Regions from separate parts of the Homo sapiens genome. Here region 2 is linked to region 1. Evidence: read pairs that join two places in POLR2A ChIA-PET (ENCODE). Cell type or tissue: MCF 10A. All regions are shown on one strand. Links, peaks and the distances in the headings refer to the core of each region. The heading gives the core; the rest is flanking DNA. Region 1 overlaps ABHD18 (abhydrolase domain containing 18). Region 2 overlaps LARP1B (La ribonucleoprotein 1B).

What was found. ChIA-PET counts read pairs that join two places held together with the same protein. Peaks named below come from ENCODE experiments on the same cell type or tissue, not always from the same donor. Only the 100,000 strongest peaks of a DNase experiment are listed, where the experiment ranks them.
Region 2: POLR2A ChIA-PET joins it to region 1 with 5 read pairs; 8 of 35 experiments call an interaction of 5 or more read pairs at or near these places.

The regions. Positions count from the first base shown.
Region 1 is chr4:128,004,575-128,009,958 of GRCh38, forward strand. It overlaps ABHD18 (abhydrolase domain containing 18), which reads left to right. Exons shown (of 13, transcript NM_001358451.3): 5 at 4,346-4,424; 6 at 4,533-4,617. Among named protein-coding and RNA genes, the nearest start is that of ABHD18, 42 kb to the left of the region's middle. In MCF 10A, for the core only: no CTCF peak of the experiment used is centred there; a DNase peak (open chromatin) is centred at 2,247.
Region 2 is chr4:128,072,881-128,078,264 of GRCh38, forward strand. LARP1B (La ribonucleoprotein 1B) reads left to right here. Exons shown (of 20, transcript NM_018078.4): 2 at 1,580-1,638; 3 at 2,054-2,113; 4 at 4,908-5,082. The coding sequence starts at 2,072. Among named protein-coding and RNA genes, the nearest start is that of LARP1B, 14 kb to the left of the region's middle. In MCF 10A, for the core only: no CTCF peak of the experiment used is centred there; no DNase peak of the experiment used is centred there.

The sequences.
Region 1 (5,384 bases), core at 224-5,223:
TAAGGTTTATTCAGTAAATTTATGTTTAGCTCCTTGTTAAAAATTATACGTGAGAGCCGGGCGCAGTGGTTCACGCCTGTAATCCCAGCACTTTGGGAGACCAAGGCGGGTGGATCACCTGAGGTCAGGAGTTCGAGACCAGCCTGGGCAACATGGCGAAACCTCGTCTCTACTAAAAATACAAAAATTAGCTGGTTGTGGTGGTGTGTGCCTGTAATCCCAGCTACTCGAGAGGCTGAGGCAGGAGAATCACTTGAGCCCGGAGGTGGAGGTTGCAGTGAGCTGAGATTGCGCCATTGCACTCCAGCCTGGGCGACAGAATGAGACTCCGTCTCAAAAAACAAAACAAAACAAAACAAAAATTATACATGAGGCCAGGCGCAGTGGCTCACACCTGTAATCCCAGCACTTTGGGAGGCCAAGGCGGGTGGATCACTTGAGGTCAGGGGTTCAAGACCAGCCTGGCCAACATGGCGAAACCTGTCGCTACTAAAAATACAAAAAATTAGTTGGGCATGGTGGCACACGCCTGTAATCCCAGCTACTTGGGAGGATGAGGCAGGAGAATCACTTGAACCTGGGAGGTGGAGGTTGCAGTGAGCTGTGATCATACCACTGCACTCCGGCTTTTGCAACCAGTGAGACTCTGTCTCAAAAAAAAATTGTACATATCCAAAACATGTTGAAACTTTGGTATAAAGTCTGTTTGTTGTTTCCTGCCCTATTTGTGCTATCATCAGCTGATTTCCTATTACTTAGATTCATAGGTAGCTGGAATTGAGAAAGGCCTATAGAGGTCATCTAGTTTATTATTCCTTTAAATGCTGTTGCTATTGCCATCATGCCAGTAAAGGAATGAAAAGCAAATCAACTTGTATGCATTTTTCTTTCTTTTTCTTTTTTTAAGAGACAGGGTCTCACTCTGTCACCTAGGGTGGAATACAGTGGCCTGATCACAGCTCACTGCAGCCTTAAATTTCTGGGCTCCAGTGATCCTCTTGCATTGGCCTCCTGAGTAGCTGGGACTACAGGAATGTTCCAGCACATCCAGCTAATATTTTTTATTTTCAGTTTTGCAGAGATAAGGTCTTGAACTCTTAGCCTCAAGAGATCCTCCCACCTTGGCCTCCCAAAGCACTAGGATTATAGACATGAGCCACTGAGGCGGACCTCCTGTGTGCATTTTCTACCTCATGAGATTTTAGAAGCGGGAAATGGGAAGCCATGAAGATCCAAGAGGATACTTCCCTTATCTCATCTTCTTCCCTGTTGCACAGTCTCTTGTCTCTGCTTTATGCCCTATGTCTATGTCATGGGCAGTCTGGCCTCCTCATTTCTCATACAGCTAACAAAACATAGCTACCACAGCCCCACAGAGCTTTCATATCCAAAAGCTCAACAGAATCTAACTATAGTCTGTCCCAATTCCATATTACCAAAAGAGCAAATCTCATTGCCCTAATTTGGCTTATGCTTGACCCAGTCAGCTGTGGCAGAGGAGTCACATGGCCTGTACCCATTCATCATGGGACACTGGGGAAGACTGTTAGAAGATAGTCGAATTTGAGCAGAGACACTGATTACTGAAATTAATTAGGTGGGTAGTTAGTTAATACTCCAATAAAAAATTCCTATTAAAGCTATTATCCAATAATGAAGTCACTACATGCATTGCTATGGAACAAAAGGAAAGTACAAATAATAGCAGAGATGTCCAGCTTTCTACTGAAAAAATTCTTAAGTGTTTTCATCTCCCCAAAATCTTTAAAATATCAGGAAACTCGACAATGCTGAGAACGCAAAATGAAGCAAAGGTGTTAGTTAACAGTGCCAGTTCTCGTTATGAGATTGAAAATTAAGAGTTCCCATGAGCACAACACAGAAATAATTCTTAAACCATTCTAAATTTATCTGTCTTTGTTCTATTCAGCAATTTATTGACAGTGGATAAGGGGTAATATTACCCCTTCTGTCCACGCAAAGTTTTCAGCTCAGAATTGAGGTTTTATGTTGCCTAAGAATCCAGTCACCTCAGGTCAAACCTTCAGCTGACAGAGTACAGTCTTTTACTATGATAGTAGTTCTAAAATACGAACTGCTAAGGAAATTAAAATGAGAAATCAGTTTGGGAAGATGAAAATGTTTTTAAGATAGATGATAGTGATGGTTGCACAACAGTGTTACTGTACTTAATGCCACTGAATCATACACTTAAAAATGGTTAAAACGGACACGTGTGGTGACTCATGTCCATAATCACAGTTATTTGGGAGGCCATGGCGGGAGGATCACTTCAACCCAGGAGTTCAAGACCATTCGGGGCAACATAAGGAGACTGTCTCCAGAAAATTAAAAGAAATTAGTTGTTCAAGACCAGCCTGACTAACATGGAGAAGCTGCATCTCTACTTAAAATACAAAATTAGCCGGGCATGGTGGCACATGCCTGTAATCCCAGCTACTTGGGAGGCTGAGGCAGGAGAATCACCTGAACCTGGGAGGTGGAAGTTGCAGTGAGCCAAGATCATGCCATTGCACTCCAGCCTGGGCAACAAGAGCAAAACTCCATCTCTCAAAGAAAAAAGAAATAAAGAAATTAGCCAGGCGTGATAGCACATGCCTGTAGTCCCAGCTGCTTGGGAGGCTGAGGTGGGAGGACTGCTTGAGCCCAGCAGGTCAGGGCTGCAGTGAGCTGTAATTGTGTCACCGCACAATTGTGTCACCCAATTATGGGCTAAAGTGAGACCTTGTCTCTAAAAAAAAAAAAAAAAAAAAGGTTAAAATGTATATTCCACCAGAGTAAAACAAAGAGAAGTCATATAGGTTAAAAGAAAAAACATAAAACATTAAATAAGGACCAAAATACTACAATAAGAAAAAAACAAAGGCCAGGTGCAATGACTCATGCCTGTAATCCCAGCACTTTGGGAGGCTAAGGCGGGAGGATCACTTGAGTCTAGGAGTTTGAGACCAGCCTGGGCAACATAGCGAGACCCCATGTCTAAAAAAAATGAAAAATTAGCTGGGCTTGGTAGCAGATATCTGTAATCCCAGCTACTTGGGAGGCTGAAGTGGGAGGATCACTTGAGCCCAGGAAGTTAAGGCTGCAGTGAGCTGTGATCATGCCACGGCACTCCATCCTGGGCAACAGTAAGACCCTGTCTCCAAAAAAAAAAAAAAAATAGACAAATAGAGAAAACTATCTGTGCGTTTGTGTTTTTTGTTTTCTGGCATGGATTGACTTTACTTGTAAGTATCAACATCTTAATGAATCAGATTCTATCATATACTAAAAGTTTTAAAAAAAGACAACATAAACTCTTATTGATATATCAACAGCTTGTACAGCCAAGCATTTCTTTTGCAAAGAGAAAAAGTCGGAGCTATATCTAAAGAGTTATTTCTTTTGGCTAGGCATGGTGGCTCACACCTGTAATCCCAGCACTTTGGGAGGCTGAGGCGGGTGGATCACAAGGTCAGGAGTTCAAGACCAGTCTGGTCAACGTGGTGAAACGCCATCTCTACTAAAAATACAAAAATTAACCAGGCGCAGTGGTGTGGGCCTGTACTCCTAGCTACTCAGGAGGCTGAGGCAGGAGAAGCACTTGAACCTGGGAGGCGGTGGTTGCAGTGAGCTGAAATCATGCCACCGCCCTCTAGCCTGGGCAACAGAGTGAGACTCCGTTCCTTTTTTTTTTTTTTTTTTTTTTTTTTTTGAGACGGAGTCTCGCTCTGTCACCCAGGCTGGAGTGCAGTGGCACAATCTCGGCTCACTGCAACCTCTGCCTCCCGGGTTTAAGCGCTTCTCCTGCCTCAGCCTCCTGAGTAGCTGGAATTACGGGCATGTGCCACCATGCCCGGCTAATTTTATTTATATTTTTAGTAGCGACGGGGTTTCTCCATGTTGATTAGGCTGGTCTCGAACTCTCAACCTCAGGTGATCCACCCATATTGGCCTCCCAAAGTGCTGGGATTGCAGGCGTGAGCCACCGCGCCTGGCCAATAGTTACTTCTTTTAAGACTTACTCATATATAGTGGTGTCTCTACAAGATAAGAAAATTTCTTTATGTATTTATTAAGTTATGATATTGAACAAGGTAAAGAATAGGGACAATAAATTCTGTTTGTGTTGTATTGAATATTTTAATATCCTAACAGAAAGCAGATTTACAATATCTTTGTAGCGTTTGGACAACTTAATTTAGTTAATTACAATTTGAATGTTAAAATTTCGACTGATCTTTTCTGTCAGATAATTTAAATGTAAAAGTTTTAAGAACTGAAAGTTTTTATTGAAAGTCCTTTAAAGAGAATTTTATTGATAAGTCTATGCTTTTAAAAATAGGTTCCAATTTATTGTGCCTAAAGAATGGAACAGCAAATATAGACCTGTATGCATTCATCTTGCTGGAACAGGAGATCATGTAAGACTTTATTATAATGCCTTAATCTCTAGATAATTTGTTAACATATTCTCCTTAACAGAAGTGGCTACTATATTCTTTTGAGTATGTGTTCTTTTCTTTCCTTAGCATTACTGGAGGCGACGAACACTAATGGCCCGTCCTATGATTAAAGAAGCCCGAATGGCTTCTTTATTGTTAGAAAACCCTTATTATATCCTTTTGTGATATCTAAGAAATCTTTTGCCTTGTTTATTTATTGATATATTTAGTCATCAAAAGGAATGATAGTAACCAAGTTTTCTAAACCAGTTAAATTTAGTCATCAGTTCAGAAAATACTTAAGGAGCAAGAATCAAAAGGAGTGAAAGACTATTTCATGCTTTTTAAAAATTAACATAAGGATTGTACTTCTATTGTGCAGTAAAGAAATTGTACTTCCATTTCTTGGGAGACTTATGCTAGATTTTAATATTAGTAAGTCAAATGTTTGCTATTAAGGAAACAATCATGTTTTAAATGCATTTACAGTATCAGTTGAGGTTTAGACAGTTCTTAACTTAATTTTCAAGATGACGTCAGACTATTCACAGAAGAAGAAATGAAACTGGTGCACAGATATAAAGAAATGTTCAACGTTGCTGGTAATAAATGTAGAGTTAAAACAACAATGATCAAATATTTTAAAAAAAACAGTACTGGTGAGGCTGCTTTGAAATGGGCACTCTTGTTACTAATGACTGAAAATTAGTTCAACCGTTTGAGAAAACATATTTTACCATATGTATCAGGAGCTTTGAAACATCATATCCCTTGACAAAATGATTTTGATTCTGGGAAATTTATTCTAAGGATAAAAACTAAGAAAAAATTAAATAACAAAAACATGTTTGTATAGCTTTAGTAAACATGTCAGTAAAGCATTAGAAATAGCTAAATGTCTAAAATAGAAATAGTTATGTAAACTGTGATTCATAATAT
Region 2 (5,384 bases), core at 215-5,214, 68 kb after region 1:
AACCTGGTGGACTTCTTTCCATGTCAATACATATACAGCTTTGTCTGATTTCTAAAAGTTATATAGTATTCTGTGTATTATTACGTAGAGACTGTTTAAATAGGATTATCAACAAAGTTGCACTGAACATCCTATATGGACATCTTTGTACCTTTTCTTGATTCCTAGATAATTTCCTGAAAATGGAATTCTTTTATTAAAAGTTATATACATTTTAGATGACAGATTACCCTTGAAAGATATACTACCTTGGCTGGGCGCCGTGGCTCATGCCTGTAATCCTGGCACTTTGGGAGGCCGAGGTGGGCGGATTACTTGAGGTCAGGAGTTTGAGACCAGCCTGGCTAAAATGGTGAAACCCTGTCTCTCCTAAAAATACAAAAAAATTAGCCAGGCATGGTGGCAGGCGCCTGTAATCCCAGCTGCTTGGGAGGCTGAGGCAGGAGAATGGCTTGAACCCCGGAGGGGGAGGTTGCAGTGAGCCAAGATTGCGCCACTGCACTCCAGCCTGGGCGACAGAGTGAGAAGATTCCGTCTCAAAAAAAAAAAAAAAAAAAAAAAAAAAAAGAAAGAAAGAAAGAAATACTACCTCATACTCTTACCAACAGCAAACAGCATGAGAGAAATAAAGAGACTCTGTCTCAAAAAAAAAAAAGTTGTATTTGTAATTTTCTCCTGTTATATTGTTGTCGTTTTTTTTTTTTTTTTTTTTTTTTTTTTTTTTTTTTTGGACAGAGTCTAGCTCTGTCGCCCCAGCTGGAGTGCAGTGGTGCAATCTAGGCTCACTGCAACCTCCACCTCCCAGGTTCAAGCGATTCTCCTGCCTCAGCCTTCTGAGTAGCTGGGACTATGGGCATGTGCTACCACACTGGGCTAATTTTTCTATTTTTAGTAGAGATGGGGTTTCACCATGTTGGCCAGGCTGGTCTCAAACTCCTGACTCCAGTGATCCGCCCATCTTGGCCTCCCGAAGTGCTGGGATTACAGGTGTGAGCCACCAGGCCCAGCCTATATTCTGTTAATGAGAGGATTGTTCTGTCAGTTCAGTGTAATACGCTGTGTTTTTTTTTGTTTTTTGTGGTGGAGTTTTGCTCTTGTTGCCCAGGCTGGAGTGGAATGGCAAGATCTCAGCTTACCGCATCCTCTGCCTCCCAGGTTCAAGCGATTCTCCTGCCTCAGCCTCCTGAGTATCTGGGATTACAGGCATGTGCCACTGTGCCCGGCTGATTTTGTATTTTTAGTAGAGACGGGGTTTCTCCATGTTGGTCAGGCCGGTCTCGAACTCCTGACCTCAGGTGATCCACCCACCTCGGCCTCCCAAAGTGCTGGGATTACAGGCGTGAGCCACCCCGCCCGGCAACACTGTTAATATTTCTTACTTCTTGATTTGGAGACTGAAGATCACCTTGAATCTATGTGTCAAATGGGGTTGATTTTTTGCTAGGAATTTAAGTCTCAGAACCTTGGATTTTGGTTGGAAATGATGATTATACTGATTTACTGAAATTGACATAATAGTTATTTTGTTGAATTTATTGAATGAAGTAGTTGTAAAAACAATTCTATATATTTTCTTTAGAATTCGGTTCCCTCAAAATTATAAAGGCAGGAAAGCTCAAGACAAAGAAATCCAACAAGGTATGTCTTCATAGGAAATAGTTCTTAACTGTATTGATTTTTGAAAATTGAGGCTAAGAACTCTTAGGTTATTATAAGTGTATTTTTCTTCTAATTGTATTATTGGTATTAGATTAAAGTTAATATTATGGAAAATCATAACCTTTATCCAAATCTCTATATATGCCTTTGTTATCATGTATAACTCAATTTAATGTTATTAAATAGTGGTGAAAGTTTTATCATAAGATTAAGCCATTCTTATTTCAAAATGTTCTATTGTTTGCAGAAACTTTTTGATTAATTTGGCAGATGCCTGCATATAACTGAATATAAATGATTATTTAAAACTCCTTTCACTTTTAGAAAATGTTTTTTTCCTGCTTAAAATTTCTAAAAGTAATTTCAGACCTAACACTTATTTGTTACTTCTTAGGCTAGTGATTTCAGTGATATGGAGAATTGGCCAACACCAAGTGAATTAGTGAACACTGGAGTGAGTATTGTTTTAAAGTTTTTTTTTTTAAAGAAAGGAAAATGTATTCATTTCGACATGCAGAATTTTATTTTACTTAAAATGTAAAGAATTGTCATACTGGGGGACAGATTTTTTTTATTTTTTTGAGACAGGGTCTTGCTCTGTCTCCAGGCTGGAGTGCAGTGGTGTGATCACAGCTCATTGTAGCCTCAAACTGCTAGGCTCAGGTGATCTTCCTACCTCGACCTCCAGAGTAGCTGGGACTACAGGCACGCACCACTGTGCACAGCTAATTTTTGTATTTTTCATAGAGACAGGATTTTGCTGGTCTCCAACTCCTGAGCTCAAGTGATCCTCCTGCCTCAGCCTCCCAAAATGTTGAGATTACAGTATGAGCTACCATTCTGGCTGAGGAACAGATTTAAAAACTTGATTCATCAAGAAGATTACATTTTGTTACTTTAATTTGCAGTTATTCTTCGATGCTGCCAGTAACATTGGTAATGAACTTGTTGTCTTAAGCTTTACTCATGGGAAGCTTAACCTAACCTATTATTTCTTTCTTTCTTTTCTTTTTTTTTTTTTCCTTTGAGATAGGGTCTCACTCCATTACCCAGGCTGGAGTGCAGTGATGTGATCACAGCTCACTGCAGCCTTGGCCTTCCAGGCTCAGGTGATCCTCCACCTTTGCCTCCCAAGTGACTGGGACTACAGGTGTGTGCCACCACACTGGGAGATTTTTAAACTTTTTGTAGAGATGGGGGTTTGGTCATGTTGCCCAGGCTGGTATCAAACTCCTGAGCTCAAGCAATTGGCTCGCCTCAGCCTCCCAAAGTGCTGGGATTATAGGCGTTAGCCACCATACCTCGCCTATTATTTCTTTAATAATGAAGACATATTATAAATTGTAATCAAATTTTTATATTTGTATAAAATCACATACATTGATAAAGAGGTGCTGAAAACGTGGCAGCTATCCTTTTGATAGTTTACCCGCTTTTCAGATAACCTAATTTAATTCATCACATTTCCCTCATCTGGTTATATTCTTTTTTTGAGACAGAGTCTTGGTCTGTCGCCCAGGCTGGAGTACAGTGGTGGGATTTCAGCTCACTGCAACCTCCGCCTCCCGGGTTTAAGTGATTCTCCTGCCTCAGCCTCCTGAGTAGCTGGTATTACAGGCACGCACCACCACATCTGGCTAATTTTTGTATTTTTAGTAGAGACAGGGTTTCGCCATGTTGGTCTCGAACTCCTGACCTCAGGTGATCCACCCACCTTGGCCTCCCAAAGTGCTGGGATTACAGGCGTGAGCCACTGCGCCCAGCCTCATCTCGTTGTATTCTTAAGAGGTAATCTTATATTTGAGATTTGCATTTTCTAGAATTTTATATATGTGGAAGCATTGAGTAGGTACTCTTTTTTTTCCTGGCTTGTACTCAGCATTATTTTGAGATTTACTTGTGTGTCAGCAGTTCATTCTTTTTTCTTACTGAGTAGTATGGATGTAACACAGTTTGTCCATTCACCTATTGTTAATGGACATTTGGATTAATTTTACGTTTTGGTTGATACAAATAAAACTGCTATATGAACGTTTGTGTAGAAAATTTTTCATTTTTTCTTGGATATGTAACTAGGTTGGATCACTTAGTAGCTACCTGTTTTAGCTTTTTAAGAAACTGCTGAGTTTGCACTTCTATCAGCAGTGTACATGAATTCCAGTTACTCCACATCTTCACTCACTCTCTTTTTTGTGTGTGTGTGTGAGACCGGGTCTCACTTTGTCACCCAGGCTGGAGTACAGTGGCATGATCTCAGCTCATTGCAGTCTTGACCTCCTGGGCTCAAGTGACCCCCCCACCTCAGCCCCATAAGTAGCTGCGACTATAGGCATGCACCACCACGCCTGGCTAATTTTTTTGTATTTTTTGTAGAGATGGGGTTTCGTCATGTGCCCAGGCTGGTCTCAAACTCCTGAGCTCAAGTGATCTACCTGCCTTGGCTTCCCAAAGTGCTAGGATTACAGGTGTGAGCCACCGAACCCATCTTTACTCACCGATAATATGGTCAAGTTTCAAAAAATATTTTAGCCATTCTAATAAATGAGGAGTGGTATCCCATTGCAGTTTTAATTTGCATTTTTCTGATGAATGAATGCAATAATCTTTTCATAGATTTGCCATCAGTGTATCTTTTTGATGAAGTATGTGATCAATCTGCCCATTTAAAAAAATGGAAGGCTGGGTGCAATGGGTCATGCGTGTATCGCAGCACTTTGGGAGGCTGAGGACGGTGAATCATTTGGGGTTAGGAGTTCGAGACCAGCCTGACCAACATGGCGAAACCCCCTCTCTACTTAAAAAAAAAAAAGAGTTAGCCAGGTGTGGTGACATGTGCCTGTAATACCAGCTACTAGGGAGGCTGAGGCAGGATAATTGCTTGAACCCAGGAGGTGGAGGCTGCAGTGAGCCGAGATCGTGCCACTGCACTCCAGCCTGGGCAACAAAGTGAGACTCTGTCCTCCCGCCCCCGCCCCTGCAAAAAAAAAAAGTGGTATTGATTTGTTGTTACTGAGTTTTGAAAGTTCATATGTATTTGAGGTAAAAGTTCTTTATCAAATACTTAGCAAATACTTTCTCCTAGTCTGCAGCTTTACTTTTAACTGTCTTTTGAAAAGTAATTTTTTGCCTTTGATAACAGTTTTTGTCATTTGTTTTGCAATTTTAGGTTAGGTATATTGCCACAAATTTTTGGGTATGTTAGTGAAAATATTAATGGAAATCATTTCATTCTGAAAACCTTTTTGCAGTTTCAGAGCGTCCTCAGCCAAGGAAATAAAAAGCCACAAAATAGAAAAGAAAAAGAAGAGAAGGTTGAAAAGAGAAGTAACAGTGACAGCAAAGAAAACCGGGAAACAAAATTAAATGGTCCTGGTGAAAACGTCAGTGAGGATGAGGCTCAGTCAAGTAATCAACGTAAGAGAGGTCAGTTTGTCCATATCTTTATTTTGATTTTAGTTTTTGAAGAAAGTTGTAATGAGGAATTACATTTCATTAACTGATCTCTGGTAGTCAAAAATGTATAGTTTGTATTTCTTCAGGATAAACAATCTGCAGAGGTAACTCATTTGCTTTTGTAACATTTCTGAACTATTAGACTTTCCTTTTTGTATGTAACTTGTATTCTATGCAAGAAAATGGAATGGAGTTCCACTTAGAGGTACAGTTGTAGATACATTCTTGGAAAGTTGTGTGATAATTATTGTTCTTTTAGATCTGCATTGGAA